Regions from separate parts of the Mus musculus genome. Here regions 1, 2 and 3 are each linked to region 4. The links are chromatin loops, found by intact Hi-C in ENCODE. Cell type or tissue: heart. All regions are shown on one strand. Region 1 holds the start of Cul5 (cullin 5). Region 2 holds the start of Ddx10 (DEAD box helicase 10). Region 3 holds the start of Atm (ataxia telangiectasia mutated). Region 4 holds the start of Acat1 (acetyl-Coenzyme A acetyltransferase 1).

What was found. A loop is a pair of places that touch in the nucleus more often than their neighbours do. Peaks named below come from ENCODE experiments on the same cell type or tissue, not always from the same donor. Only the 100,000 strongest peaks of a DNase experiment are listed, where the experiment ranks them.
Region 1: a loop joins it to region 4, with 3.0 times the contacts of the local background. A loop is called at or near these places in 7 of 42 quality-filtered maps.
Region 2: it touches region 4 in a loop (5-fold over the local background); 2 of 42 quality-filtered maps call a loop at or near these places.
Region 3: a loop joins it to region 4, with 2.2 times the contacts of the local background. A loop is called at or near these places in 3 of 42 quality-filtered maps.

What each region holds. Positions count from the first base shown.
Region 1 is chr9:53,663,230-53,671,229 of GRCm38, forward strand. Cul5 (cullin 5) reads right to left here and starts at 4,278. Exons shown (of 19, transcript NM_027807.4): 1 at 3,809-4,278. The coding sequence starts at 3,832. Gm16124 (predicted gene 16124) reads left to right here and starts at 3,864. Exons shown (of 2, transcript NR_166653.1): 1 at 3,864-4,126. In heart, a CTCF peak has its summit at 6,777 (motif pointing right); DNase peaks (open chromatin) are centred at 3,862 and 4,272; H3K4me3 peaks cover 1,837 bases; H3K27ac peaks cover 1,402 bases.
Region 2 is chr9:53,244,097-53,252,096 of GRCm38, forward strand. Ddx10 (DEAD box helicase 10) reads right to left here and starts at 4,016. Exons shown (of 18, transcript NM_029936.2): 1 at 3,722-4,016. The coding sequence starts at 3,907. In heart, no CTCF peak of the experiment used is centred here; a DNase peak (open chromatin) is centred at 4,095; H3K4me3 peaks cover 1,903 bases; H3K27ac peaks cover 1,131 bases.
Region 3 is chr9:53,532,212-53,540,211 of GRCm38, forward strand. It overlaps Atm (ataxia telangiectasia mutated), which reads right to left and starts at 4,460. Exons shown (of 63, transcript NM_007499.3): 1 at 4,352-4,460; 2 at 1,654-1,755; 3 at 1,449-1,561. The coding sequence starts at 1,725. Npat (nuclear protein in the AT region) reads left to right here and starts at 4,836. Exons shown (of 18, transcript NM_001081152.1): 1 at 4,836-4,977. The coding sequence starts at 4,941. In heart, a CTCF peak has its summit at 4,684; a DNase peak (open chromatin) is centred at 4,660; H3K4me3 peaks cover 3,350 bases; H3K27ac peaks cover 2,567 bases.
Region 4 is chr9:53,605,793-53,613,792 of GRCm38, forward strand. Acat1 (acetyl-Coenzyme A acetyltransferase 1) reads right to left here and starts at 4,558. Exons shown (of 12, transcript NM_144784.3): 1 at 4,421-4,558. The coding sequence starts at 4,483. In heart, no CTCF peak of the experiment used is centred here; a DNase peak (open chromatin) is centred at 4,629; H3K4me3 peaks cover 1,558 bases; H3K27ac peaks cover 712 bases.

The sequences.
Region 1 (8,000 bases), 57 kb after region 4:
TAGTGAAAGAGTGGCATGTGTATCCCCAGGACTCCCTCCCAGCCAATCTAGGGTAACTGGAAAATTCTAAGCAAGTGAGAGAGAGAGCCGGTCAAAAAACAAGGTGGACAGCTCCCGGGTTGACTCTGCCTTCCACATTCAAACATATACATATGCAAACACACAGTATCCATTCTTCAAAATTTCCTCCAATGCTCTCTTCCTAGTTTTCTTTAATCATCCCATCAAAAATATTTCAATATGTAAGGCACAGTAACATTTCTGAAACTTCTCCTGCATTAAGAGAAAACCATCAGTTCAATCTTCTTGAATGACAGATTTCCATAGACCATGGGCATTATTATGTCTGTCTTTCAATTCCTTAGGGTACCATTGCACGTTGGTATCTAATAAAATACTATAAGAATGAATAAATACTAGACATTTAGACTTGCTTGTTTGTACTTTTATATTCTGTCCAAATGATGAAAGTTTTCACTGAGAGAAAGCTGGGCATCCCATTTCAGTTCTTTTTCAGTTTCTTGTTGAAAGATCCAACTGAGATGGTTTCAAATGATTGGCAGGATGGACCATAGCTAAGCAAGAAAGTGATAGGGTCAGAAACCTAATTTGGCCTAGAGATCAGATTAGCACTAAGAGATAAAATTATGAAAGAGGTGTTGTAACTGCACCAGAACAACAACAAAATACAAAGACAGAAAGAGCTCAAGATTGAATCCAGAGAAATAATTTGTATGTTAGTGAAAAACAAGTGATTGTGGAAGACAGTAAAAATAAGGAGAAAAAAAAATCACACAAAAAAGAGAGAAACAGCAGAGAATGAGAAGTAATACCAGACAAGAGGATGAAGCTTATCAACAAGAATCTGGTTTGGCAATCAGGATATCCCTACTGTTCAGGCTCTTACATCCGACAGCTTCAAGGTAACTGAATGGGCCAATTAAGGGAAAAGAGGGCTACAAAGGGCCCACGGGCAAAGTCTTACAGGCTTATACAAGAGACACAAGAGATACAAGCCTTCTTATAGTTACATAGGGGAAAAGAAAAGAGCAGCAGGAGGGAGACATGCCACCAAGTCCAGAAGGACACTGCAGGCTCAACAAAACAGGTGGAGGGCAACCTGAAAAAGAGCTGTGGTAATATGGGGAAATCAGAAAGACCCATGGTAGTGGCCAAGGGAAATAAATGAACACTGCTGGTTAGTGTTAGGAACTAAGAGGAGTGAAAACATTTGAACAATTGCTGTTTGGAGTAGAAGAACCAACTGAAACTGAAGAGAATGAGCACTCTGGGCTCAGATGACAACTACAAAAGAAAAAGAACAGGCAGAATTAAGTATCAAGTAATCCAAAGTAGGAGATGAAACGGGGCTGTGATGAAATGTTCTACAGCTAGACTGTGTAAGGAAAACAGGGATAGGTCCCACATGAAACGGAGTCAGAAGATTCAACCAGTTGCAAACTGTATTGTCAAATATGCACTACATACTCAAAAAATTGCCAAAATCCAATTGACAGTTCACTTGATCTAACCAGAAAACATGATCCCAAATAAAATAAAATGCCAATATAAAAGCAGATCTTATTGCATCAGATTCTTAGAAATTTCATAAAGTTTCTAATCTTATTTTCTCAAATGTACTAGTAGTTATTTCTCTGAATTCTGTCAACTATAAAAACAAAACAACCTAACCCCAAACAAATGAGACAAAACAAAAAAACCACCTTTCTGGAAGTCACAAGCAAGCTGAGATTTTCCCCCTGAAGGGGCTCGGGCTCATTATTCAGCATGTGTCAGGTACAGCTGGTAGATCTGGGACTGACTCACACTACTCTTGTCTGACCGATGGACATGCTAATTCTCTCTTTGGTAAAATCTACTTGCATAAGTCCAAGGCATTTCTCAAATAAGCCAATATACTAGTCCAACAAAAAATATGCTAATTTGGCCACTCCCCAGTAAGCTCTATAGCTACTCAAGGTAGTAACAGCCCTGAATTTAATAATCCCATATATTAAATCATAGACAGACCCTGGCTGGTCCTCACATATTCCAAAGACAAACTTCAGTCTCCCCATTTTATGATTAGTACTTTTCAAAATATGAGTATTTGGAATCCCTCTCCCCAAAAGTTCCAACAACTAAAATAGGTAAATGTTTGACAATGTAGAGATAACAGAATCAAATGTCTGTTTATTATGTCCTTCATATTACAACAGTACTAGCTATAGAAAATCAGACTATCAGCCAGGCCTTGTGGGGAACACCCAGAATCCTCTCTTAAGTTCAAGAGCAGCCTGGTCTACACAGTGAGTACCAAGATCAGGTAAAGCTACAAAGATCTTTTTGAAAATTCCTATTTCTGGCATCTGACTTCACTCAGTTGGTTACTGGTCTTTCCAGTATATTGTCATGAAGTTACAGTACTTCTTTTTCTCTCTTGCTTTGAGTCAGGCTCTAATGACAGCCCTGACTGGCCTGGATTCAGAGATCAGCCTGCCTCAGCTTCAAAAATGTTGGGACTAGGGCTGGTGAGATGGCTCAGTGGTTAAGAGCACTAACTGCTCTTCCTAGGTCCTGAGATCAAATCCCAGCAACCACATGGTGGCTCACAACCATCTGTACAGCTACAGTGTACTCATATACTTAAATAAATCTTAAAAAAAAAAAAAAAAGAGCGTTGGGACTAAAGGTATGTGCTACCATATTGGAATGCAGAGCTTTAAAAATCATCCTAGTTATCTTTACTCCTAGCTGGGTCAGGTAGGCCTTTTCATTCCCCTCAGCCTCAGTGTAGACAATGGATTTCTGTGACTTCAAGGCCAGCTAGGTTACACAGCAAGTTCTGGCAAGACGGGTCCAATGAGACCCTTTTTTAGGGGGGAGGGAGCATTATCTATTATTATCTATTATTATTATTATTAATTCACACAGCCTGCGAACATAGTGTTTATGTCCCCTCAGGTAATCACTAGTCCCATATTTCAGTTAGTAAGTTCAGGTCAGAATTCTTACTAAAAAACACAAACTCGCCTCAATTGTCTTCCTCAATCCTCATTTTTTTAGAGATGATTCTACATAACCTGCTCGCCCTGGGACTCTCCTGGCATTTACAACTTTTCAATGCTTTCTTTAAATGAAAACTTTTCTACACCCTAAAAGGATGGACAGCAGCACTTGATCGGGTGCCATCGATGTCCTATAAGGGAGGTCAGGATTGGGAGACAGTTCCTCAAGGGACAGAGAAAAGGTGGAAATAGACGGCCAGGCGTGAGAGAACTGGTGGGAAGGTGTGACATTCAGAGAAGGGAGGAAAGAGGTGAAGTGGCAGGCAGGCACTGCTGTCTAACTCACAGTTCCTGCAGAGTGCGAACAGAAATTAAGGAATGGGGTTGGGGGAGCATGGGGGGACCAGCCATTGAAACCTGCTAGGCAGCATTTTGCTGGGATTTTTTTCCCCTATTATGTCTTTGACACTCCATTCAGAAGGGACGGGCCCCAAGAGTCACAATGATGGGTTGGTGCGGCCCAGCGACACTGCTCTCGCTCCCAGCCGGGGTTGGTCCCTTGAAAGCATCGCTGCGAGTCGGTGAGCCGGCGGGAGGAACCCACCAGGTCCTCTGGACCCCCGAGGCCAGGGCCCGGCGTCGGGGTGCTCGGGCAACAGCCACCCCGGCTCATTCCGGTGGACAACCCCGAACCGCTCTCCTCATACACATCTTGCCGCTCCCACGGAGCCCGGTCCTTCCCCGGGAGCCGAGCGCATCGATGGCCGGGCAAAAGCCCGGCTGCAGCCGGGGGGACTTACCTTTAACAGATTAGACGTCGCCATGTTCTCAACTTGGACTCTCGCGAGACGGGGCGAGACTTGGCGGCGCTCGGGGCCAGGCCTCCTCGAGAGGCCGGGGTTCCCAGCAGGACCCCGCAGGCCGCGGCGGGGGATGCGGGGGACGCCGGAGCGGCGTGCCGTCAGCGCCGAGCTCGTCCCGGGCAGCCGTGCTTCCTCGGGCTTTCCAGCTACATGGTCACCCCGGCCTGCCCACGCGAGAGAGCGCATGCAAACGCTTGAGGAGACGCGAGCGGCGAATGGTGGGAAGGGACCGGGAGCCGACCAGACCGGGAAGAGGTAGTAGCCACTTCCTCGGGCCTCCCCAGCTCGCCTTCGCTTCTGCCGCTGGGCTTGCACCCGCTTGGGCCGCCGGCAACGACTTTATCTCGGCTTAGGGCCCGCACCTCAGGGTCCGTGGCGGCGTCACGTGACGCGGCGGGCGGGGGCGTGCTCGGGAGCAACCCAGGCGACAGCAAGCCACTGGGTCCCGAGGCCCGCGCGGAGGGTGCGAGCGCGCCCTCTGCTGGCTGGAGCCGGCGCAGCCCTCACGCGCTCGCCCCAGATCGGAATGGCTATTCAGAGCTCAGGATTAGATTAGCCTGGAAGGCTTCTTACTGCTGTCCTCAGGAAATGCTGACTGAGAGAAGGCGCCCAGTCAATTAATAAATGATGCACAAACGTACTGTTATTCCTATAAACAAAAAAAAAAACCCTGCTTGTTCAAGAAGTGATTGTTAATCTTGGGTTCCTTAAGACATATCCTAGAGCACCCTATAGTATTTTCTCCAAATTGCATCGCTTCTGATCACGAATCTCTGATCAAGGGAAGAGAATGTAATTTATACAGGGATCTCTCAGGTTAGCTGTTATTTAATGCATTATGCAAGTTCCTAATACTACCCTTTGGGGGTTTTAGTTGCTTGGTTGGTTGGTTGGATTGGTTTTTGACAGTTTCTCTATGTAGCCCTGGCTGTACTGAAACGCCATCTGTAGACCAGGCTGGTCTTGAACTCGGAGAGTGGAGGTAGGTGCCTCTGCCTCCCAAGTGTTGGGATTAAAGGTGTGGGAAACCACCACCTGGTATCAAATTTGTTTCTTTGAAACTCATCTCTCACTGTCCAACAATTTTAGTCTCAGTACTCAAAGCAGAGGCAAGAGGATCTCCGTAAGATTGGGGACAGCCTGGTCTACAGAGCAAGTTTCAGAACAGCTAGGTCAAAAAACCCAAGAAAACAAAAGTTTCTCAAACGTTGCTAGTGCATTCTTTATATTAATATAACCTGGGGTGCTACTTAGAAAAGCAGACTTTCAGGCTCCACTCTGAAGGATTTTATTTCATATATTATGCCTGAAAACTCCTTTTGCCCCAAGCATTCCAGGTAGCTATGTTTAAAGAAGACTTTCTATGTATTCTTGGATGGCCAGGAATTCTGTATGTAGACCAAGTTGACCTAGAACTCTAGAGTTCTGCCTGCCTCTGCCTCCAGAGTGACTGGTGGGATTATAGGTATACGCCTCCCTCGGAAAAGGCCAAGAGTTCTTTATATCTGCTTCGTGCTGGGTGTGGTGGAGCATGCCTTTAATCCTAGCACACTCTTAAGTTCCAGGCCAATTAGAGCTATAAAGTGAGACCCCTATCTAAACAATATAGCACTTAAAGTGAGTTAAGATTTGCTACTTTAGGACTGAAGAGATAGCTCAGTGGTTAAGAGCACTGACTGCTCTTCCATAGGTCCTCAGTTCAATTCCCAGCAACCACATGGTGGCTCACAACCATCTGTAATGGGATCCAATGCCCTCTTCTGGTGTGTCTGAAGACGGCTACAGCGTACCCATATGCATAAAATAAATAAATCTTAAAAAAAAAATCTGCTACTTCACAATGGGCCTTAGTTATCTTGTTTGTGAAATTAGTATTAAAACATCTATAGCATAGTGCTATGGCAAAAATTAAATGTAAAGGCTAGAGAGATGGCCCAGTATACTCACATACATTAAAAATAAAATAAAATAAAAAGGGTATCATAGTCCATTAAAAAAATAAAAATGACAAAACCGGGTGTGGTGCCGCTCGCCTTTAATCCCAGCACTTGGGAGGCAGAGGCAGGTGGATTTCTGAGTTCAAGGCCAGCCAGGGCTACACAGAGAAACCCTGCCTCAAAAAACACAAAACAAACAAACAAACAAGACATGATTCTATTCATTTTTGGTTTTGTTCTGTTGTTTTTCACAACAGAAAGATTTCTCTGTGTAGCTCTGACTCTCCTGGAACTCGCTCTTTAAACAGGATGGCCTTGAACTCGGAGATCTGCCTGCCTCTGTCTCCTGAGTGCTGGGATTAGAGTTTGCCACCACCTCAGCTGATTCCATACATTTTAATAGATTAATTACTGAATGCTGGAATTTATCACTCATGGCAGAAACCTTAAGTATTAATTAAACATTGTGAAAAGAACAGTGAAGAAGAAAAAAAAAGCCAAGGATGCAAAAATAGAAGGGAGAATAGTCCAGAGAGATGACTCGGGTAAAAAAATATACCGGCTGTCTGGAAAGATCCAGTTCTGTGGGGGATCTAATGCTTCCGGCCTCCGAGGGACTCTGTACTCACATACATATACACAGAGAGATACACATACACACAACACACATGTAAGTATGTTAATTTTGACATGCCATGACTAGCTCAAAGATTGGGCACTCCTAAACTTTCCCCTGCTAGTAAACACTCCCGTCTGGTACTCCTGAGACTCCTAAACCTTCCCATGCTTCCCGGGTAGCCAGTGGCCACTTACCCAACTTCTTGTACGAACAAGGCAAAGCTGTTTGGCCTTGCTCTCTTGCTGTTCTTATATCCAGTCCTTCCTCTCTTCCTCTAGTCTGGTTATCTAGCCCTTGCAATTCTCCAGGTCCTGCCCTCTCTCCATTGGCCCAGCCATTGTAAGGCAAGTCTTTATTACCAATCAGAGCCAGCTGGGGGCAGACTTTCTTTACAAACGGAGAACACCAGCCAATACAGTTTCTAAGCTTTGAACTTTAACCTCGGCATCTTGAGTCTCATTAGCCTCCATCCTCCTTTTAGGAAGAAATGTTTCAATCAAGGAGTAGCCACACAACCTGCCACCCCTCCCTTTGGCTTATATTCTTTCCATCCTTACTTCTATGATGCTTTCTGAGCTTATTGGGAGGCACGGGTGGTAATTGTAGGTACCCAGTTATTTTTTTCCATGGGAAGCTGAACACCGGGCCACTCTGCCACAGCCACAGTTAATTCTCAGGAGGTTAGCTAAGTGGTTAACGAGTCTCTGCAGTACACTGCAGGAAAGGAAATCCCTCCACGACAAACTAGGCTGACAGCTGCAGTAATTATGTGTATAATCACAAATGTTTAAAAGGCAATTTACAGCTGGGCGTGGTGGCGCACGCCTTTAATCCCAGCACTTGGGAGGCGGAGGCAGGCGGATTTCTGAGTTGGAGGCCAGCCTGGTCTACAAAGTGAGTTCCAGGACAGCCAGGGCTATAGAGAGAAACCCTGTCTTGAAAACAAACCAAAAAAAAAAAAGGCAATTTACTAGGCACATCATACTCATTTAACAGTGCAGTAGCAGTTGCTTCTCCACTGAGGCCTAAGACCTTCCCAGCCACTGGCATTTTGTCCTTTGTTACAGCACTGTGTGTAAATTTTCTTTGTGGAACAGACTAGAAGCTCAATCCTAAAATTAGTTGTTTACATTCCCAACAGTCATGCCACTGTGCACCAAGGAATGCATATCATTTCTCAGTGTAACATTAAGATCCTTATTAAGGACTGGGCAGTGGTAGCACACACTTTTAATCCCAGCACTTGGGAGACAGAGGCAAGGTTCGAGGAGAACCTGGTCTACAGGGAGAGTTCTGTGGACGTGGGCTGTAGCAAAGGCATATCTGCTATCCACATGGATGTTAATTTTCTTGCTGGCTCCAAGTTCCAAGGCCTTGGTGAGGGCAATTAGCTCCACTTTCTGTGTCCATGTGCCATGGGATAGAGGTGCAGGGGAATGGGTGGAGGTAGAGGTTCTGCCCAGATGACTTTTGTGCCATCCACCACAGCAGTACCTGCTTGTCTCTGACCTTCATGGAGAAAATTGCTCCCATCTATAAACCAGGTAGCCTCAGCTTTCAGCAGGCATCAGTT
Region 2 (8,000 bases), 360 kb before region 4:
TTTATTTGGAAGAATGTGGATTTGGGAACTTTGGATCTGGACAGCAGTGGAATGATTTAATTCAGGCTTAATGGGCTATCCTGTAGGAATATGAAGACTTTGTTGCTGAGAGTGATTTGAACTGTACAGACCTGACCTGGCCCAAGAGATTTCAGTGAAGAAGATTTTCAGTATGTGTCCTAGAGACTGTTTTTGTGGTATTTTGGTGAAGAATGTGGCTGATTTTTGCCCTTATCTGAAAAGCCTACATGAGGTTAAGGTAAAGAAGATTTATAGTAATTGCATTGACAAAGGAAGACTCAAAAAAGCCCAGCAGAGACTTTGTTCTCTGGTTAGATCTCATTAAGAGCATTTTGAACAAGCATACCAAGCTTAGAAAACAAAAATATAAAATATATCATTTGAGTATTAAAGGGGCACCAGGAAGTGAAATGGAACTGAATCTTGTATTCAGGGATATTAAAATGAATTAAGGGAATGGTAACCTTGGGACAAGATTGCACCCTGCTAAATTCAGGTCTAGGCATGGTAATACAAACCTTTAATCCCAGAAGGCAAAGGCAAGCAGATCTCTGAGTTCAAGACCATCCTGGTACAGAACAAGTTCCAAGTAGAGAAAAACTTAAATGCGTAAGTAGTGGACATCTTTAACCCAGCACTTAAGAAATAGGCATGCAGATCTCTGAATTCAAAGTCAGTCTACAGAGCAAATTCTAGCATAACCAAGATTAGGCAGAGAATAAATTCATTGAAAACAGAAAGTTGGTGATACTATAATAGAACAAGGGAGCCATGTTGAAGCCCCAGGAAACAGAATTCAGCAGCTTCACTCATTTGGCTCTGGCTTTATAGTCAAGATGAGAAGGAGACTAATGGGATAACTAATGTTAGTTAGCTGGACCTAAGAAATTAACAGTGATTAAGAAGAGACCAGCATCACTGAAGTGAAATCTGGGAAATGTTTTCTGAGAACACAAAGAAGCTATGTTCTCAGAGATAGTCAAAGTTGTCCCTCATGCTACAGCTGTACTTGGTAATGTGTAAGAATCACCCAGGGGTATCAATTTTGAAAGTATAAAAGGATCATGGAGAGCAACTGAAGGTTGGCACTGTGAGAGGCCATGGAAAGCGACTGGTGAAGGTGCAGCCTCAGCTGAAATTGACAGCTGAGGACTGAAGGGGTCATGCAAAGTTGAGACTTGGCACCATGGAAAAAGCCTATGAAAGGCTATTGGTGAAGTCTAGTTGCAGCAGAAGACCCCTGTGTATTGGAGATGCCAGTACCATGGGATGGTCACCATGAACAGAAGCAGCAATGGAATGGAGTCAACCAGAGCCTAGAATGCTATGAGCTGGAGATGTAACCCAAGCCCTTTGGAGGAGTCCAGAACATCATGTATAGATCCCAGACACTGAAACAAGAAGCTGTGATGTTGAAGTTGCCTTGGAGACCCAAAGATGTTAAAAATGCCAGAGCCGTGGGATATCTGCAGAGGAAAGTTGCTAACAGAGAGTGGAACCAGCCCAGGAGAAAGAACTTTACTGCAATCAATATAAATGAAAATGAGTTGAGATCTAAAGACCACTTTAACATCAGACATGAGATGCAGAGTTTGGAGTTTGCCCAGCTGGTTTCCTGTCTTTCTTTGGGGATTAGAGTTAAGTGATTGGATGAATCTCAGAATAGACCTTGAACTTGGACTAAATTGTTGACACTGCTATAAACTATGGGGACTTTGGAAATGGGACCAAATGTACTTCTTTATTATGCTACGACCAAGTACTCATAGACTCATACGTTTTAACAAGCCGATGGAGGCCAGGGAGTAGAATGTGATGCTTTGTATAAGCTTGGCACAGGGAGTAGCACTATTAAAAGGAGTGGCCCTATTGGAGTAGGTGTGTCACTGTGAGTATGGGCTTTCAGACCCTCATTCTAGCTGCCTGGAAGCCAGTATTCAGCCAGCAGCCTACAGATGAAGATGTAGAACTCTCAGCTTGCCTGCACCATGCCTGCCTGGATGCTGCATGTTCCCATTTTGATGATAATGGACTGAACCTCTGAACCTGTAAGCCAGGCCCAATTAAATGTTGTCCTTATAAGAGTTGCCTTGGTCATGGTGTTCATTCACAGCAGTAAAACCCTAACTAAGACATTCAGCATAGGCAGAAATAAGGATATGAACTCAGAAAAGTTCTGGGTAGAACAAAACAAGGAGTCACAGCTCCACGGAAGTAAACCAAGCACAGGCTAAGGCTACATTCTCCAAGCAATTCTAGTCACAGTTCAAAACAAAATCCAAAAGCAATTTGTTAATAATAGCCTCTTTTTTAATTTGTCTTTTTTCTATATGACAGGCATTGTGAATAATGTTTTCCACACTTTATCTTAATTCCTCACAACTTATGAGGCAGGTACTACTACTAAGCCTTTTAAAATAAGGGGGGAGGGTGTGAATAGTGTAAGAAAAGTAACCAAAGTCATATAGCTGGTGAGCCAAATCCGAATCAAATTATCTGAAGTCAAAACCCCAACTAATTCTTAAATGTTGCCAACTCTGAACAGTTTATCTAGTTGTCGCTGTTGCTGTTGCTGTTTAAGCTACAAGATAGCAAGTAATGACTTTTAATTCCAGGATGATTCTACCTATTAAATCCCAAACTAGAAAGGTGGCATTCACTGGAAAGGTGAGAAAGGTAGATGAATGCTGGAAAATATGGGTTTTAAGAGGATGGATAGAAGTAACATTCCTAAGGGGCAGACACCTAGGGCAGGAAAACACGCCAGCTTGTCTAAGTGTTAACTATGAGACTACTCATCTAGGAACACTGGCTACAAGATGCTGATGTCAGGAAGAGGCAAACACATTCCATTGTCTTTCCACTGATTCTTGGTGAAAACCATGAAGACAATGAGACAAAGAACAAAAGATGATGCTAAGGGACAGAGCCAATTCCCAACTTAAAGATCGAGAGCTGTGGAAACAGACACAGGTCTAGGTTCCAATTCCACACTACTAGATGTGGGAAATTAGGGCCAGTTTCTTATCCTCTCCAAACTCTACAGTTCTTATCCGTTAAATGGACTACTAGGATCCATCCACACCTCAAGATAGGGGCAAAGAATATAAAACATGGAGAGTACTTAAAGATATTTCTATTATTTTAAACATTTCCCACGAACAACAGCGTTTTCTTACATCACTCCAGATTTTAGCTTATTTATTTCATTTTTGAGACCAAGTTTCACGTATCACTGACTGACCTCGAACTTGCTATAAAGCCTTGGATGACTTTGCACCTCTGATCCCCCTGCCTCCACCTCCTTAGTGCTCAATATGTGCCCGGTTTATGTGGAGCTGGGGATTGAACCCAGGACTTCCTGCGTGTTGGGCTAGCACTCTACTGAAGGCTCTCACTCCATCCGCTAGGTTCTTTCCACAGCGGTCACTATTGCCTCTCTGTTCTGTCACCACTGCTGCACCACATGTCCCTACCCGGAGTGTCACCGCATTTCTATCACTTTTCCCAGCACTGCGGAAAGTAGAAGAGTCAGACCTGGGTAGCGACACCCAACAGACCACTAGTGAGGCCCCGTTGGCCGGGTCCGCCCCTTTCCCACACCACCCTGACCCTAAGTCCACCACAGCGGCAACACCTCCGGGCTGCACCCACCCTCGCTCCCCAGAGCCCCGCCGAACGTGCCCCGAGCCCACCTCACCTTCTCGTAGTTTTGCATGAGGCGGCTGATCCCCTCGCGCTCGACCTGCCATTCCGGCTTCTTTAGCTGCTTCCTCCGCTCCTTCTTTTGGTGCTGCCTGTGGCTGTGTTTTTTCTTCCAGCGATTAAAGCTCCGCACCGGGTCGGGTCGGGTTCCCTGACCCAGAGAAGCAACCGTTTTGCCCATGGCGGGGGCTGCCAGGACCCACGACGCCGCTACACGGGAGCCTCCTCGCTCCTCAAGGCACAGCACGGAAGACGCGAAACCAGCGTGTGGAGAAGGCGCAGGGGCGCACGCGCAAGTCCGGGAACCCGCCCCCAAGCTGGGGAGAGTGGGCACACATTAATGACGACAGGCAATGCGCGGACGATGATTGGTGATTTGGCTTCCGCTGGGCGGGGCGATCTTAAGACGCCAGGGGAAAGCGTGCACGGAGGAACTGGGCGTGCTCCACTGCTTCCGAGAGTGCTTGGGGCTTCCGGAAACAGCGCAAGTACACTGCTTATTGCTAGTATGGTGAAGTCATACTCAGCGTAAAGTACTGCTTTTCATTTACTCTGGATTCAAGTGTGCCCAACATTCGCGAGTACACTGCTATACGTTATAGAGTATGTAGGTCGTAGTTACTTTGTAGATCAGACTGGCCTCAAATTTATAAGAATTCACCTGCCTCCTGAATACTCTAATTTCAGTTAAATGCCACCGTGTTGACTCAAAATGCTTTAAAGCAAACTTTTCAATTAACAAAAAGTTACATAATACAGAAAAATACACTTACACATAGACATCGTAAAGATGCCTCTGGAGAGCATCCTAAACATCAATCACCATTTATCTTACAAAGTGTCAAAAACAAACAAAACAAAACAAAACAAAAACCAAACCCTGAGATGATTACTGTGTTAGTCACTGAACTATTACTGTGAAGAGACACCATGACCAAGGCAACTTTTATAGAAAGAAGCATCATTTAACTGGGCTGGCTTACAGTTTCACAGGTTTAGTCCATTATCATCATGACAGGGAAGGCATGCCAGCATCCAGGTGGGCACTGGAGCAGTACCTAAGAGCTGCATCCTGATCCATAGGCAGGACACAGACACACAGACACACACACACACACCTGCGTGCGCACGCACACGCACGTACGCACGCATGAACAGCGACACTGTGCCTGGCATGGACTTTTGAAACTCCAAAGTTTTGAAACTGTGACTCCAAATATATGAGCCTATGGAAATCATTCTTATTCAAACCATCACATTTACTCTCAGTTTTAACAACTGGGTGGCCTTAACTGAATATTCACATTGTATATTTTATAGTGATTTTTTTTTTCAAGACAGGGTTTCTCTGTGTAGCACTGGCTGTTCTGGAACTCACTCTGTAGACCAGGCTGGCCTCGAACTCAGAAATCCACCTACCTCTGCCTCCCAAGTGCTGGGATTAAAGGCGTGTGCCACCACTGCCCAGCTATAATGATTTTTAAGTTAAGTAAATGTTTATTTCCACGACTATGACTATAGCTATAAGTTAAACCAAGATTTTTTTTCATATTTTCCATCACTACACTTTTTTTGTTTTGTTTTGTTTTGTTTTTCGAGACAGGGTTTCTCTGTATAGCTGTCCTGGAACTCACTTTGTAGACCAGGCTGGCCTCGAACTAAGAAATCCCTCTGCCTCCCAAGTGCCTCCCAAGTGCTGGGATTAAAGGTGTGTGCCACCAAACCCTGCTATCACTATACTTTTTAAATGCACTCACACATGCACACACACACACACACACACAAACACCATGTGTCTTGTGAACTTTTCCAAGGGCAAGTGAAATAGGGCACCAACAATGACTAAAGCAAGGAATGGATTCTACCCCTTAGAGAACCAATGAGTATAATTATCCAGACCATTGAGATTTCTTTTTAAAGTATGAGCAATGTTAGGCAGCTCCACCACTGATGAAAAAAAAAAATGTATCTCTCAGCTCCTCAGGAACCCCTCCCCTGTAGTGTGACTGGGATATTCTCTTTGAGGGCTATAACTGTCTAGCCAATAAACTCAGGAGGACTTGGTATTGATGCAAAGGTGCCAGAAAAATCAACAAATGTTGGAGCTCTCAAAATCAGAGACCAACATCGAGTTCTTATCCCACAGATCCTACCAATGAAACCCAGTCAGACAGAAACAGTGGACAAGTGAGTTCAAAAGTAGAACAGTTCATTAAATCCTGATAAGGAGGCAGAGGTCCTGAGAACAGAGTAAAGATGGTAAGCCAGAGCTGCCCAACAGAAGACATCCAAGGGTGAACTGCCATTATCCAGCTTTTTGCCTGTTTATTTGTTTGCTTTTAAAGGGGGAGGGCTTTCCCCTGTTGATACATCTACAATGCAACTTCACATATAAAGCTCGGGGAAAATTACAAGACAAGTTAGATAAGGGCATCAACAATGACTAAGGCAAGAGATGGATTCTACCCTCTCTTCAGTGTTGGGGACTAGACCCAGGATCTTGGGTATGCTGGACAAGCACCCTATAGGCTGAGCTGCATCTCCAGTCAATTTCCCTATATTTTGAATAAGCAATCAGAAACTGTAAAAGAAAAACCATGGAGGAGAAAATCCTAATTTTTATTTACCTTTCCTGGAACAGTATTGCAGAAAAACAAAAAACAAACAAACAAAAACAAGAAGTAAACAAGGAAGAAGAAAGACTGTACAAGCCACCAGATCAGGACATGGACTTCAGGATCATGATTTCTAGACATGGAAGGGAAATTGGATCTATGAAATCTCAATAATGTTGTTGGTTGAAAAACCCCTGCATAATGACAACACCAGTAGACATGCCACCATAGATGGGGAAATTCCACAAGTCCCTGCCACTAGAGGCAGAGCTACAGGAAATGAATAGCTGCTGAGAAAGAGAGGAGAATCAGTTTTCTTTAGGAACAAGCCCCTGAATAGGTCATCCAATCCCAAGTGGTCGGCCCCAAACACATGCACAGATGAGCAATACTAAATAGAATCAGTAGGTCACATGCACTTATAAATAAATAAATAAATAAATAAATCTCTTTTTAAAAGATTTCAGAGTTCTGACACTTACCTCACAGTTAAATAGACAGCTGCATATTTCCTGACTGTTTGTTTGTTTGTTTGTTTTTCTATAACATTGTTCCAGGGAAGGTAAACAGATCCTGGATCTTCTTCTGCCTGGTTTTTCCTTTACCAGTCTCTGATTCCTTATTTAAAATATTAAAAAAAAAAAACTGGCTGGAGATGCAATTCAGAGTGCTTGCTTATCATACACAAGATCCTGAGTCCAGTCCCCAACATTGAATAACATTAGACATCACAAGATGTCTAATAAACATTAGACATCACAGTGCACACCTGTAATCCCAGAACTCAGACGATATAGGTAGGGGCCGTTGGGACTTTAAGATTATCCTTGGATACATGCCAAGGGCAAGATCAGCTAAAGCTATTCAAGACCTTGTCTCAAAAAGCAAAACAAGAAAACACTTGAAAAAACATATAGGAAAAACTAAGGTATCAGGTTTAAGAATCTTAGTCCACCCCTCAAAAAAAATCTGCAGAATAACATCTATGTTCACATAAATACAAGGGCCCCCTCCACCCATCATTTTGTTTTCTGTGATTTTTTTTAACCAACAGTCAACTGCAGTCCAAAAATAATTAATATTTGTCTTGATTCTCCCATATAGTAGAACCATGGAACTTTATTTCAGTACATTGTTATAACTGTTCTGTTTGATTAGTAATTACTGTGTCTAATCTATGTGTTACACTGAATCAGAGGTCTGAGTGTATAGGGTAAGCATGCTATATATGAAGTAGTGTAGCATGGATCATAAAACTTGGTGGCTCTCACGTGCTGAGAGAGAGGCCAAAGGAGGACCAATCTCAAGCAGCTGAGCCCTGACAGCTTACCTCACAGACAGAGGACAAGAACACAAATTTTCTCCTTATTTCATTTTTGTTCTGTAAAATTATAACACTGTCATAGGAAAAGAGAGAGAAGCTAGAAGCCTGTGTCTCCTTGGTTGAACCAAACTGCAAAGAAATCTATTTCACTTTATCAATTTCTATCTCTTGATTTTTTTTTAATACAAGGAAACTCTGAAGGCAGACTTGTGGCCCACGTACCTGGTGATGTCTACACAGTTTGGAATTACCCATGGCTTTGGACGTTCCTAAGGATGTACAGTGTGTCCCCTATGGAGAAGAAGGCATTACATGTTGTTTGTTTGGACTTTGTT
Region 3 (8,000 bases), 74 kb before region 4:
GGACCAGGGTTCACTACCCAGCATCCATGGAGGAGAGCTTACAACCTCTATATAACTCTAGTTTAAGGATATCCAATGTCTACAGAAGCACATAAATAAATAATATTTTTTATAAAGCCCTTTTTCTTTCCCCAACAAGTCTTACAATATCTGTTTTTAATTATAAATGAACTTATGGTTGAAAATTTAGTTTCAATATAGACACGTATCAAGTCTGCCACAAAAAAGTAAATTTTTAAACTTTTTTTTTTTTTTTTAAAGACAGGGTTTCTCTGTGTAGCCCTGGCTGCCCTGGAACTCACTTTGTAGACCAGGCTGGAAATCCGCCTGCCTCTGCCTCTGCCTCTGCCTCTGCCTCTGCCTCTGCCTCTGCCTCCGAAGTGCTGGGATTAAAGGTGTGCACCACCACCGCCTGGCTAGTATTTTTCTCTTTTTAATTTTTAAAAGTTTTATTGTAAACTGACGATTTATAATTGCATGTGTTTATAGGGCGCAAAATGATGTCATGATCCAGGGTGGAATGATTATACCAAGCTAATGCCAGATACTTATAATCAGCAATAATAAAATGATAAACTTATATTATAACTTACTTTTTTGTTGATTTGAGACAAGATCTGTTAGCCCTGGCTGTCCTGGAACTTTTATGGCTCAGGCAGGCCTAGAATTCAGAGATTTGCCCACCTCATCTCCAGAGTGCTACCATCGCCCAGCTACTGTAACTTATGTTTAAAACAAATTTGAAACAGATTCTTATAGTAAAAATGAACAGAATCCTCATGTTGTTTTTGCTCTATTTGAGACAGAGTTTCCCTATATAGACCAGATAGGACAAGAACTCACTATGAAAGCCAGACTGGCCTGGCCTCCTGCCTCAGCCTCAAGAAAGCAGTATGACAGGAATCCTATGATGCCTCTTGTTTTCTTAAAACAATTTAGTTATTATTTATTTACTTTATGTATATGGGTACACTATAACTGAACAGATGGTTGTGAGCCTTCATGAGGTTGTTGGGAATTGAATTTTTAGAACCTCTGCTCACTCTGGTCGGCCCCACTAGCTCATCCCTGCTAGCTCCGGCCCATAGATTTATTTATTTTATACATAAGTACACTGTAGCTGTCTTCAGACATGCCAGAAGAGGGTGTCAGATCTCATTACAGGTAGTTGTGAGCCAGGACCTTAGGAAGAGCAGTCAGTGCTCTTACCCTCCGAGCCATCTCGCCAGCACCCTGATGCATCTTTCTTGTTGTTACAGGATATACATCTAAAATATTCTATCAAAGAAATGACATAAACCTTCCAGTGTTATGTATGTTTTTAAAACTTTCAGATAACCACTAAGGGTCAACTTCCTATGTAACACATAATGATATACAGCAAACAAAATTAAAGAGTAAAATGGCATCACAAAACAGAAAAAGAAACACAAGTTCAAAGAGGATACCTGAAAACAGCATCCCAATTCAGATATTTTCCTTGTTTGGAATCAGAATGCCTATCTAAATGTTGAACTGTTTCAGGATCCTGAATCAGGCGCTTAAATTTATCCACTTCTTTCTGAAAATAAAAAAACATAATAATAATAATAACATACTATGTTACCTATCACACATTTGCTTCAAGAAAAACAACTTCAAATACTATATTACCCTTCTTTCTGTAGCTCTGTCATGCTCTAACTGCCGGCAGCAAATGAGCAGATCATTGAGTGCTAGACTCATGGTTTAAGATTTCAGAACATGCATCCTCACCTGTAAAAAGAAATATACAAATTTCATTGATTTTTTTTTTTTTTTTTTGCTAAGGACTGGCTTGGTGCTTTAAGCATACTAAACATGTGATGTGCCAGTAAGCTGTACTTTAGACCTGTACGTAACTATTTTAGACATTAACTACACATTTAAACCTAACTATACATGCAGAGGCACACTGTGATCAAAGGCACAATAATTTTTCTTAACATTTCTATAGGACATTTTCTTAAAGTATATCAAAATTAGGCTCTAATTCTCAAATGTGTGCTTTGCCTAGCATGGTAATCTATTATTTTGAATAAAATGAAACAGTTCAGTATTATCTCTATAAAAGGAAAACATTCGCTGGGCGTGGTGGCACACGCCTTTAATCCCAGCACTTGGGAGGCAGAGGCAGGCGGATTTCTGAGTTCGAGGCCAGCTTGGTCTACAAAGTGAGTTCCAAGGCAGCCAGGGCTTCACAGAGAAACCCTGTCTCAAAAAACAAAAAAAAAAAAAAAGGAAAACATTCATTGATAACAGCAAACAATATTTGTTTCACATGTACAGTGTATCAGGTTAGGCATGCTATGGACAGCTAGAAAATAACTGAACCATACTGATACACAGCCTACCCTCTTGGAGACATCTGGTGACAATGGTGATGATACAAGTATTAATCCATAGTTCCAAGTTGCAACTTATGCCTCAAAGGAAATCAAAATACAGTAGAAAACAAAAGAAGAGAACAGAGAGTGCCACAGCACATTAGTGTAATCCCAATACCAGTGGGAAGGTAAAGAAAGGAGGATAGAAGTTTAAGGTCACCCTCAGTGAGATCAATGCCACACTGAGCTAAAGAAGCTCATACCCCCCCCCAAATTACAACAGTTTATCATTTAGATTAAATTGTTATGAATTAAGTAAATGCAAGATCTGAATGAACTGAATGGCAGAAAGAGGCAGAAAGGGGGGGGCAGTGAGGGAGAGGAGAGGGAGAGGAAGGGAGGGAGGGAGAGGGAGTAGGGGAGGGAGGGAGGAGGGGGAGGGAAGGAAAGAGAGAGAGGCAGGTAGATCTGTTGAATTCAAGGCTAGCCTGGTCTACAGAAAGAGTTCCAGGACAGCCAGGGCAACAGAGAAACCCTGACTCAAAAACAAACAAACCAACCAACCAAATAGTGGTGGGTGGCAGAACCAAAGCTATCCAACTAGATGAAGAGAGCTATCAAGTGAACAAATGCTGAGACATTAAAACAAGTAACATAGTTCAGCTCCCAACATTCAACTAAAAAAGCTTCCTAAGCAACAGCCCCTGAACAGACAAATCAAATCTTCCTTTTGAGGGTTCAGTCAAGTTGATGCATTTTGACAATAATTACATCTCCCCTTCCCAGAAATAACCCCACCTGTGGCATGTTAGTCTTGGCTAGTGGTAAAAAGCACTGGGGCTCAGTCAGGTATTGCAGGCCTAGGGGAGGCTCAGGCAGCACAATTGTGAGTTAGGGGCTAGCCTGGGTTGCAAAAGGGTGGGTTCTATGGTCAGGCTGTATTGTTCGGATCCAGGTCCATTCAATTAACAGTTATCCAACCTGCAACATGTTGGTTAAACTGGCACCTGTTTTCTGGATGCTAGATGAGAAAATGATACCAGTATCTACTTTAAGGAGTTCGTTTCCGTTTCTGTTTCCCTCTCCCCCACCACACACCTACTTTCTCTTTCTCTCTCTTACTATCTCACTCTTTCTCTCTCTCTCTCTCTCTCTTTCTCTCTCTCTCTCTCTCTCTCTCACACACACACACACACACAGCAAATATTCAGTATAACTGTCATCCTGTTACTGTCTTCTCTTACGATCGCTTTATAAATCTATTTGATGACTGTTTTTTTCCTCCTCTTCTTGCTCTCATCCCTTCCTCTGGCTTCAATACACTGGAAACTTGCAAAATCTGTATCACTCAATAACAAGAGCTCGTTACACTTTGTGCCTTTCCATGCACTTCCTTCTGTCTGAAAGCTTCGCTACCATCTTGCAGAAGAATTTACACCCGGCAAGATCTAGCAGCAAAGTCGATTCTTTCAGGCTCAGTTTCCACAGAACCAGTCCTTCCTCGGCTAACACAGTTTTTCCTATCACATTGTCGCTTTGAAAAAGTAGCTGTCTACTTATCTGTGCCAGGTGGCGGGGGTGGGACCGGGGAAGGAGCGCAGGTTAAACATTTTCAAAGGCTCAGAGTGGCTGCCACTTACCTACTACAGACAACACAGGCAATACAACTGACAATGAGAATACGAGACTGTGATTTCCAAGGGCCAGTGCTCTTAACTACGAACATGTGCAAACCTGTAGCTTAAATATAAATAAACGCTCTGAGACTAAAGTATGAGATTTAAAAAATCTAGATCGACCAGAACCCTTAAGATGACAGATAGGAAAGAGGGACGTGCAGAAGGGAAGATTTAGGCTCACTCCATCTAGGGTCTGCAGAAAGAGGGAGAAGATGACGGCCGTTCTGCAGAGAAGGGGTAAGAGCCATTCGGAAGCTGAGGAAAGATGGGCTCAGAAGAGAATTTTCCCCTCACAGAAGTCCCCGAGCGTTCGTCCCTCGCTCCTACCGCTGCATTCTGCCTGCCAATGCAAACCCAGGTCGCTTCGCCTTTTCCCGCGTGCACGGATCTAGCAGCTGGTTCTGTACGCACGCCTTCCCGCTTCCGGCTCTATAAAGCAGCAAGTTGGTAAGGCACGGGTGCCCCAAAGGAAGAAGTCGGCATGCGCCGCCGCACGACTGCGCTTGCGCGTAGGCATCACGCGCTCTCCAACTCAAAACACTCGCTCCCCTCAAAACAGTCTCCCGGCCTGAGGAAACGCGCCTGCGCAGTGCGCACCAATGGCGATTGCCCTCGCTCCCGCAACTCCGCCCAGGGGCCGACGCTCCCACAGCCGGCCACCAGGTCCTCTCTGGCCACAACCCTCCGCAGACGGAAATGACGACGGTTCCGAGGAGAACGGAGGCGGGTTTCATTTCGGCGCCTTTCTGTCTCCCGCGGAAGCGATTGGTTAGTGTGGCACGAAAGAGGCGGGACAAATTGCCGCGGGTTCAGCACCTCCAGTGGAACCGGGAGATGCGGCGGCGCCGGGGCTGTCGCCGTGTTTGCTTTGAGTTGAGTCTCGTCCCTTCAGGCCGCTCCCTGTGCAGCTCGGATCATGCTGTTACCCTCGGATGTAGCCAGGCTGGTATTGGGTAAGCGGCGGCCTGGGAGGGCGGGTGATCGGACCCGGGCTGAGGGGACGGAAAGACCAGGGGCTGAGGGGGAGGGCTGCTCGGGGTGGGGAAGCTCTGAGGAGTGGTCTGCTCCCGTCCAAGTTCAGACTAGCGGAGAGGCTCGGTCCCTCGGCGCCTTGGGACAGTCGAAGCTCCTCGGTGTAGGGATGTCCCTTCTCCTCCTGCTGCGCGATGGGGGCAGCCGAAGGGAGAAAGAAGCTCGGCGGGGAACACCTGGGGCCTGGATTCCGAGGCACAGCCAGGCCCGCTGGGACACCTGAAGGAGTGTCGCCTGCGTGATGGACGAGGCTGCGTGTCCCCTACCCTTTCCCTTGTCAAGAGCCGGGACTGATAAAGGAAAAGGCGGGGGGACCCCCGCTTCCCCGGCCGCCCAGCCTTGTGGAAAGACTTTCCGACGCCCTTACCCATAACCCGACCTTAGCACTGGGAATTTGGGACACAGGGAGGGCCCCACACCCCTGGCCCACCATAGTGGCTTGAAACGCCAATTGCATATTTCAGAACGGCAGCGTGTCGTGTTCTTGAGCAAATATTTAGGAGGTACGACGACTGACTTCTGGTTGCACACGTTCTAGCCCTCGTTTTCCTCCATTTTCGAAAAGGGTTTGTTCATAGACCACTGGTTGGTCGGGAGATACTGTCTCTGGAAAAGACTGTTTTCGTTGTTTGTCCTGTGAAAGAATAAAAGGGATTGTTCTGTAGGGAACAAGAGCCTCTTAGGCTCAAAACTGGACAGTGACTTTGAAACGTTATTTGGGACATCTCTAAAAGAAAGTGGTCGAAGTATGAGGACTCATTCCATAGTTTCCACAGCCGTTACGAACATTTGCTTTGTGCCCAGCCCTGTCCAAAAAATAAAAATTGCACATTAGGCAGGACTTATTTAAGAGGCTCTGTACGATTCTACTGTCCATTTTTTGAGAAACTTAAATACAAAAACTAGTGTTTTGAATGTTTTCATCTTCATCAGACTTGGATAGTTAAATTTATACCTGTGATTTTTAAACTTAGCTTTCTTGTAATTTTAAAATTAGGCTCATACAAAATTGGTTAAAAGTAGACTCACATGATTTTTTTTCTCCCCACCTATACGTATTGTTTAGGTAAGAACTGCGACTTTTAGCAGTCTTGTGATCCATATAAAATTCCATGATCATAGCCTCAAAAGTGGCTTTTGGAGTTTGGTAGTATGAACATTGAAAAGTGGATAATTTTTATGAGGATTTTTCCATGTTTTCTTTCCTCAGATTTTATGGGATGCTTAATAGCAACCCTGATTTCATTAGATACAAGTAGGATGTCATTCCTTCATGTAAGAAAGGGGGTGGGGAGGGGCTTTATATACTGTCAGCATATCCCCTGAAGAGAAAGTCCTGCCTTGTTAAGAAAACCTTAAGGAAATGACAGGGCCTTTCTAATTGGAATAATTATGTTTCTGCCCCACTAACAAGGTAACTTATTCTCTTGATGCCTAGAAACTCAAGTTGTTGCTTTTCATCCTTAAAATCATCTTTGTTGTTCAGATTCTGCTTTCAGTGCCATGAATTCCAGCATGCCTCCCATTCTGTTTTGGAATTGTGATGCCTTTCCTCATACTCTACTTGCAATTCATGTATACTCGGGTTGCAAATATTGCTGAAGCATCTAAAAATTGAACCTCTTTTGAACTTGGAATACAAAAAAAGCCTCCCACTATTTTCAGTTCTGTGATTTAGTACTATCTTTACACACACACACACACACACACACACACACACACACACTTCTATCTACAGGTTTATTGCTTGCTCAGGGTCCTTCTGTGGTACCCCCTTACCATCTTTAGCCCCTCTTTCTTGATTGCATATGGTCTTTGTTGTTGGTTGTTCTGTTGTCTTGTTCCAAACACTGCCAGATTTTTAAGCATAAGAGGAAAAGTAATTTTACTTAACATTCACTTCTTTCTTTCTTTATTTTTTTTACCCTTTAATACCAAAACATTTTTCTCAACTCCCTCTCACATTGTCCAGTGCCCTGTGTCACCCAGGAGATTACTAGTAAAACCGCCTGTTACTTAGTAGCTTTACTAGTTCACGTTCCTCTAACTCTTCAGCTTACTGCACTGAATTATTCACCTAAGTGTTCTCTACTCAGCCAGCTATTTATTGCCTCGATGGAATTTTTCAAACTCTTGTAGAGACCAAGATACATTGCTTGCTGCCTCTAGGTCATCAGTTTGGCTTTTACTAATATGTCATAGGAAGTGCTCTGTGGAGCTGGTTTCTACCCAGCCTCATCTTTTCAATATTTGCGCTAGGCTACAGTATACTAAAGTACTTACATTTTTTGAAATAGTATATTCCTTTCCCCCTGTGTTCCTTGTATTAAAGGTTCAAGTTAAATGTGATATCAGAAAGTTCTTTCAGTAGCCACTGTCCTATTAAAGTAACTTTGTTGGTGGATAAGAGATTTTCTTGGTGAGGTACACATAACAAAATTGATAATTACAGCTATTTTTAAGTTTATGGTTCTGTAGTATTAGTTACTACTGTCTACCTCTAAATTTTCTTTCTTCTTACTAAACTGAAACTTTCTTAATCAGTATTCTCTATTCAAACAAGAATTTTTGGATTCAAGTTTCAGAGTTCTTAGGAACTTCAAAAATGTTAAGTTCTATGTATAAAAGGAGCACTTTTACGATTGAAGGGTTCAGATTTTTTTTCAATTTCATAACTAGGTTAGTTTCTGTATGAGTTGGTGTCCATTCAGAAAACAGAAACTAAGTCCTATGTTTAATGTGATAGGATTTAATGAAGGACTTGGTTACACAGGTGGTGCCAAAGCTTCTTAGCTTATGGGATGAAGGAACTCAGCACAGCAGGAAGCCATGCTAATCCTGGAGACAGGGCGTTATACAGCATCCCAGAGACAACTATGTGGAAGATGAAACTGAAGTCTTGTCTCCTAAGGGACTGTCTGTAGTCAGAGCAAAGATTCGTGAG
Region 4 (8,000 bases):
GCAGCAAACAAGAAGCCCGGAGTAGCTGCAGCCTATCTATCTTACATGGTCAAAAAAGCCTCTCTGGGCTGGCCATGGGGCTGAAAAGCAGAGTCAGCCTTAGGGAGAACTAGGCGTCTGAGGCACAGGGAATGGCCAGCCTATTGTAACAAGAGAGGACAAGGCAGGGAGGGCTGAGAGTAGAGCTCAGTAGGGGAATGCTTGCTGAGGCTCTGATGTCACTTCTGGGTGTCTTAGGGTTTCTGTTGCTGCAATGAAACATCATGACCAAAAAGTAAGTTGAGGAAGAAACAGTTTACTGGGCTTACACTTCTGCACTGCTGTTCATCACCCAAGGAAGTCAGGACAGAAACTCACACAGGGTAGGAACCTGGAGGCAAGAGCTGATGCACAGGCCATGGAGGGGTGCTGCTTACTGGCTTGCTCCCCCAGGCTTCCCAGCCTGCTTTCTTATAGAACCCAGGACCACCAGCCCAAGGATGGCACCACCCATAAGGGGCTGGACCCTCTCCATCAATTGGTAATTGAGAAAATATCTCATGAAGGAATTTTCTCACCCAAGGCTCCTTTCTCTTTGATGACTTCAGCTTGTGTCAGGTTGACACAAAACCAGCCAGTATGCTGGGGGGAAAAAGTGACAAGCAGAAGTAGGCAAGCCCATGACCTGAGGCTGCAGACATGGGAAGATCTGGATTCTGCCCATGCAATCCCCAGCTACTTTCCTAAGAAAGCTCTCGCCACAGCATAAAGAGCTGAATGTAGCAGGCAAGAATAGAAGGTGGGGGGTGGGGGCTGGCAATGGTGAGTATGGCTACTTTTAGGAGGTCCAGGGGGGTAGACACAGGTCCTGGAATACCTTAAAGTCAGGAGTGCCCACGGCTACTGCTGGTCTCCTTTCACCAACAGGCATCTTAAAGCCCTGCAGACCCAGCATCTGAAGTCACGAAGCCAGGGAAGGGGGAGGGCTGTCAAGTCCTCTAGGGCCTCTAATCTCTACCTTTATTGGCGCACGCCTTTAATCCCAGCACTTGGGAGGCAGAGGTAGGCGGATTTCTGAGTTCGAGGCTAGCCTGGTCTACAAAGTGAGTTCCAGGAGAGCCAGGGCTACACAGAGAAACCCTGTCTTGAACCACCCCCCCCAAAAAAAAAAATATAACAGACCTCAGGAACCTGAGGCACTGCTCCTCCCAAACACTGCATCTCTCATTGGGCAGACATCAGTTACTTCACTGGTCAAGTCTGTCTCCTTTATAGGTATAGGTATAACCGGAGACACAAGAAAAAGAATCACAGGTCAATCCTGTATGTTAAAACAACTGTAAAACCCTGCCCAGCATGCCAGGCATTCAGAGCATCTCAGTACATGGGATGTGGAGGCAAAGGGTCAGGAATCCAAAGCCAGCATGGGCTACACAAGACTTGTGTGAAAAACACAGACAGCTGGGTGTTGGGGGTGTACGCCTTTAGTTCCAGCACTCAGAGGGAGGTCAATATTAAAGTTTGAGGCCAGCCTGGTCTACAGTGTGAATTCCAGGTCAAGGCTACAAAGAGAAACACAGTCTGAAAAAAAAAAGACAGACAGACAGACAGATAACAGGATAAAGTCCCATAAAGATTTGTTGACCACAGAGAGGCTTGTGTGTACTTGAAAGCAAAGGTTAAAGAGCCCACACAATGGGTGAAAGGTCAATTCCCATTCTACAATATGGCACAGATTATTAAAAATTCTTCTTTGAGGGGCTGGTGAGATGGCTCAGTGGGTAAGAGCACCCGACTGCTTTTCCAAAGGTCCGAAGTTCAAATCCCAGCAACCACATGGTGGCTCACAACCATCCGTAACGAGATCTGACGCCCTCTTCTGGAGTGTCTGAAGACAGCTACAGTGTACTTACATGTAATAAATAAATAAATCTTTAAAAAAAAAATGATTTGAGGTTCAAGGAAGAAAATTTAAAAAAAAATTCTTCTTTGAAAGATTTCTATGGTTATATAAATTACTGTTTAATTTAATTCAAGTGACATGCAATAATTCATTTCTACACTCGGGAGGCAGAGGCAGGCAGATTTCTGAGTTCGAGGCCAGCATGGTCTACAAAGTGAGTTCCAGGACAGCCAGGGATATACAGAGAAACCCTGTCTCGGAAAAGCCACAAAAAAGAAAAAAAAAATCTTTTCTAGAGTTCAAAAAGGTGAACTGGGCTGGAGAACTTGGATTCAGTCCCAAGCACCCGACTGTTAATTCCAGAACTCATGATGAAGAGGCAAAAAGAACATGCATTCTGGAGACCATTCTAGAGTAGAGGAATACCCAACATAAAGGGGAGATGGGCACATGGCATATGCTACATAACCTACAAGTGGTAAAAAGAGCCCAGAACACAGGCAACTAGACAGTATAAAAATAAATGCTGGGAAGAGACAAATTTAGGTCATTGGGACCCAGAGAAGAAGAAGATAGAGAAGGCCCCAAATCTAGGACTAAGAGCGTAGGGGATTCATTGATCATTAAATTACATTTGATACTGTACAGAAATCCCTCCTCCAGACCCAAGTTCTATATCAATTTCTATACATCAATTTTATTTTGGTTGCCCTGTTTTGAGACCATCTTTCACTATACAGCCCAGGGTAGCCTCAAATCACAATCCTCCTGCCTCAGCTTCTTCAATGCAGAATTACATTTAGATGGACTCCATTACACCAGTTCAGACTCACTTTTATCATGCAGAAGATAGTTTGCACTTGGTTATAAAGCCTCCAGTGTAGACTAAGCCGGCTCTGCACACTTCTGTTTACACACCTTGACTACCTGGCTTATCTAATTAATTCGTCCAGGCACATTATCCAGAATCCCAGTTAACCTAATTTCATGGACCTCTCTCCAGCCATCCTCGCGAAACTTACTTACTCATCCAGAACTCCTCTGGGCATGATGGCTACTCTTTCAATTCCAGATAATCCAGAGGCTGAGGTAGGGGAGTGAGGAGTTCAAAGTCAGATGACCTAGTTAGCAAAACCACTAGAAAGAGAGTAATAGTAATGGTGGGGAGGGGGAGGAAGGAGAGTGGGGCTGGGGCGGGGAGAGAGGCAAGAAAAGGGAGGGGAGGAGAAGGAAGGGTCAGAAGGAAAAAGGCACACGAGTCTTTCTTGGGAACACTTTTTTTTTTTTATGCATATGAGTACACTGTAGCTGTCTTCAGACACACCAGAAGAAGGCATCAGATTCCTTTTTTTACAGATGGTTGTGAGGCACCATGTGGTTGCTGGGAATTGAACTCAGGACCTTTGGAAGAACAGTCAGTGCTCTTAACCACAGAGCCATCTCTCCAGCCCCGGGAACACTTATTTTACGAGTGAGGTTCTGCCCATCTCCAGATGAGAAAATAGACTATCCCTCTGGCTTTCCTATTACTGCAGTCACCCAGTACTTATTGTTTTTTTATCTTTCGGAGACTGGGTATCTCCAAATTGCCCACGTGGGTTGAAATCCTTGATCTCAAGCTCCTCTTGCCCGAGCAGCAACTCAAGTAAGATTCATTTTATAGTTTGTTTGCCCTCAGCTTCCAGCTCCAAGCCTCGGGCCCTCAATTATTCTTTCACAATCTCTTGCAGAGCAATGCTCTCTTTCAGCTCCTATTGCCAGAACTACCCGTTTCGGCGAACCCTGATTTTCTCAGAAACAAAACCACGCAAACCTAACTCCAGACTCTTAAAGACTGACCGACAAAGTCTAGAATGTCACCTTTGGAAAGTACAAAGTGTTCGCCGAACACAACCATCAGAAGCGAGGCACTCACTTCAAATAAAAATTATTTCTTGTACTGTCTCAGTAGCCATCTTGTTAGTTTTAAGACAATCTTCTGATTGCCATATAGTGCCTGAGCTCTGATTAAGACAATTAATTAAACCAATGATTAGCCAGGTGGTGGTTCATGCCTTTAATCCCAGCACTCTGCAGGTGGAGGAAGACCAATGAGCTCGAAGCCAGCCTGATCTTGAGAGAGAGAGAGAGAGAGAGAGAGAGAGAGAGAGAGAGAGAGAGCGTTCCAGGGCAGCAAGGGTTCCACAGAAAAACCAGTGGAACAAAATACAAACCAAACCCCAAAACTCAAACCAATCAAACAAAAAAACAAGGAAAAGGAAATCACAAGGTCACAAAAACGTCTTAGAAACTCCTGGGCCTACAGAGAGACTCAGCTCTCTGCAGTCTGGGATCGCGCCTGGTCAGGCCCAAGCTTTGCTGCACAGCTGATGCGGAGCGTGACAGTAGCACAGACTGACAGGTGGACTGACACACGACGGCGCAGGCACTCGATCCCCAAGGCGCTGGTGCTGAGCGCTGTGGCCCACGAGGACGGACCTCGCGGGCGGCTGGTGGGCTCCCCGATCCCGGCCCACCCCCGGAATCGACCCTGCTCACCTGCAGCAGCCCGCGAAGCAGAGGCCTGCGGACGACGCCGTGCAGAGCCACCAGGGCAGCCATGGAGACGCGAAAGGCTGTCAAGGGCAGAGAGACGCGCCGCGGCCTCCACTTCCCCACCGCAGAGCTTGCGACGTCGTGGCGGGCACCGCCCCGACCCTCTCCTCCAATAGCAGTCCAAGATCGCTGCGCTTGGCGGCGATTGGCCCGTAGCCAGAGGGCGGGGCCTGGCGCTTGGCCCGAGGACTGAGCTGAGGCTCTCCTGGACCAAAAAAAAAAAAAAAAAAAAAAAAAAAAAAGGACTAATGACCACGTGGCTTGACACCTAGGTGGTGCACGCTAAACTGTTGATTGTTGATGCCAGTTGTTTCTGCCTCCAGATGCCTGTAGTTTTCGTGCAGTCCGAGACTTTCCATTCACTTTGCCGTGCCTGATCAGGTGACTGTATTACCCAGACAAAGGATGTTGGTAAATGTTTCCAGCAATTCCCATTATATTCATTTATAATACAAATAAACCAATTTCTTACGTTAAAAGAATGTTGAAGTTGTTTTTCTGTAGGATGCTAAGTAAAATACATATTACTATCTAAACTTCACTGAGTAATAATAAGATTACATCAACTTTCAAAGAAACTCCCCGCAGGCTGGGTGTGATGGGACACACTCAGGAAAGAGGCAGGTGGATCTCTATGAGTTCGACGCCAGCCTGGTCCACATAGCGAGTCCCTGAACAACTAAAACTACAGACGGAGACCCTGTCTCCAAATAATTAAAACAAAACAGAAACAGTGCATTAACTGATATTACATGATAATTCTCACATTTGTGTAACCCATTGCTAAGGCTAGTTGGAGGATTGTTTTGCTTAGGTTTTGTTTGGTTAGTTTTTAGATAGGGTCCCACGGTGTAGCTCTGGCTATCCTGGAATTCACTATGTAGACCAGGATGGTCTTGAGCTCACAGAGATCTTTCTGTCTTTGCCTCCCTAGTGCTGGTATTAAAAGCACTATGCCAGGCCATTTGCTGACTTTGAATCTTCAGTTGGGGATAGCAGATCTTTCTGCTTGTGACATTAATTTTCCTTGATGTAAAACAAAAGGCACAACATACAAATTGAACAATTTACTTCAAGTCGACTTGTTTCATGTAATTGTGTGCACTCCTGTGTAGGCCAAGGGTAAACCTCAGATAACTCCCTCTGAGACTCTCTGCTGCTTTTTGTTTGGTGTTTTTTGTTTTGTTTTGTTTTTGTTTGTTTTGTGAGACAGGGTCTATCTCTCCTTGCACTAGAATGGCTGGCTAATAAGCCACCATCTCTACTCCTTCAACCCTATCCACCCATCCATGGAACTGGGGCTACAATCAAGGGCCACCACGCCTAGCTCTTTACATGGATGATGCTCTAAACGCTTTCTTGTGATGCAAACACTTTGCACACTGAATCATCTTCCCAGACCCTTTTGGGGTAAAGTGTGTGTATGTGTATATGCACCTTTGTGTATCTGCACCAAGTGCATACAGGCGCCTGAAGAGGACAGTAGAGGGCGTCAAAACTCCTAAAACTGAAGTTGTAGGTAGTTGGGAACTGTCTGTTGTGTTCTGAGAGCTGAACCCAGGTCCTTTCTAAGAGCTGATAGTATTTTTAACTGCTGAACCATAAGCCCCACTTTTGTTTTGTTTTTCAAGTTAGAGTCTCATGTAGCCTAGGATGCACTCAATCCCACTAGGTAGTCAAAGATGACCTTGAAGTTCTACTCCTCCAATGTCCACCTTTAGATTGCTGGCAACAGAGGTGGGTATTGATCCCAGGTCTTCATATAATCTAGGCAAGTATACTAAGCTATCTCTTCACTATGAAGCCTACCGTTTCCTTGCATGGTGGGGGTGTGCCTTCCTCATTAAGATACTCACTATATCAAAATGTCTTGGGTGATTGGCAAAGCTTTGGGATGGGCTTCTATAAGAAGCCTACACATCTTCAACATGGTTTTTGTTTTGTTGGGGTAGTTTTGGCTTGTCTGTTTGTTTTGGAATGTAATTGGCAAAGGAGGGATGAATGTCCCACAGCGTGAATGTGGAGGTCAGAACACTCGCTGGAGTAGACGCTCTCTCTTCATAACATAGGGCCCTGGGATCAAACTCAGGTGACAGGATTGGTAGCAAGGTCCTTCACCCACTGAGCCATCTGTGCTGGGCATGGTGGTGAACACCTTTAATCACAGCATTTGGGGGGCAAAGGCAGGTTGATCAGAGTTCCAGGACAGCCACAGCTATCAGACACAAAAATCATCTTACTTACTACTTCAATCTCATTGTTATGTGTGTTCTTTTTAGTTTTAGCAGGCTATAATTGCCTATAAATTTATTTTTTCTAGATTTTCAAATTTGATGGAATATAAGGATTCAAAGTGGTCGAGACGCTAATGTTCATTGTAATTTTTTTCTGCTCTAATTTTATTAATTTGTATTTTTGTATTTTGGCTAATTCAGCTGGAGGTTGTCATTCTTGTTTTTTTTTTTTTTTTTTCCCCCAAAAAGCTATTGCATTGGTTCTTTGTTTACAGCCATTAGATTTGGGGGGGGGGGGTTGGCTTTTTTCTGAGACAAGGTTTTGTCTCAAGGCCCTAATTGGCCTGGAACTCACTGTAGTCCAGGCTAGCTTTGACCTTGCAGTGATATTATTACTGCCTCAGGCTCCGCCATACTGGGAGTCTAAGCGTGTCAAGCTTCTCCATTTAATTTCTGCCCTGATTTTTGTGGTTCTGATATTGCTATTTTTCTAAGACCTTGAAGCTCACCATTATTTGAGAGCCCTGTGATTTAAAAAAAAAAAAGTTATGTATGAGTGTTTTTGCCTGCATGCATATCTATCCTCCAAATGTATGCCTGGTGGGCACAGAGGAAGAAAAGGGACCCTTGAAACTGGAGTTACATAAAGTTGTGAGCCACCAGGTGGATGCTGAGACTCAAACCTATGAAAAGGCAGCAAATGTTCTTAACTGTTCGGTCACAAGCCCCTCAAAATTTTGTGAAAAAACAAAAACAAAAATCAAACCTTAAGCCAGGTGTTGCAGCACACAAATTTTATCCCAGCCCTCAGGAGGCAGAGTGCACATAGTGGGCTCTAGAACAGCCAGGACTATGTAGAAATCTATTTCTCACAAAAACAAATAGATTAACATCTTAGTCTAGCACACTAGATCTTACCAGGATTCTGTTGTTTGGCGAGAGGTGTTACCTTTATAGTCTTTAGTAGTGACTTTATGTACAAATAGACAGGTCTTCTACCCATAAATTCCATTTTCCAAAACCAACTAAGTTTATATTATGGTTAGCCTTTGTAACACACGTGCTGCAGAGCATTTGTGGAGTCAGATGATAACTGTGTAGGGTGGATTCTCTTCCCCACTTTTACACAGGCCGTGAGGACTGAAGACCGGTCACCAAGCTTCACATCAAATGCCTTTACCCACTGAGCCACCCTGCCAGCCCTTTAGCTTTGTTTTCATCATCTTGTAGTATAAGCTGGTTTCCAACTCTTTATATAGCTAAGGAGGACTCTGAGCTCATGATTCCCA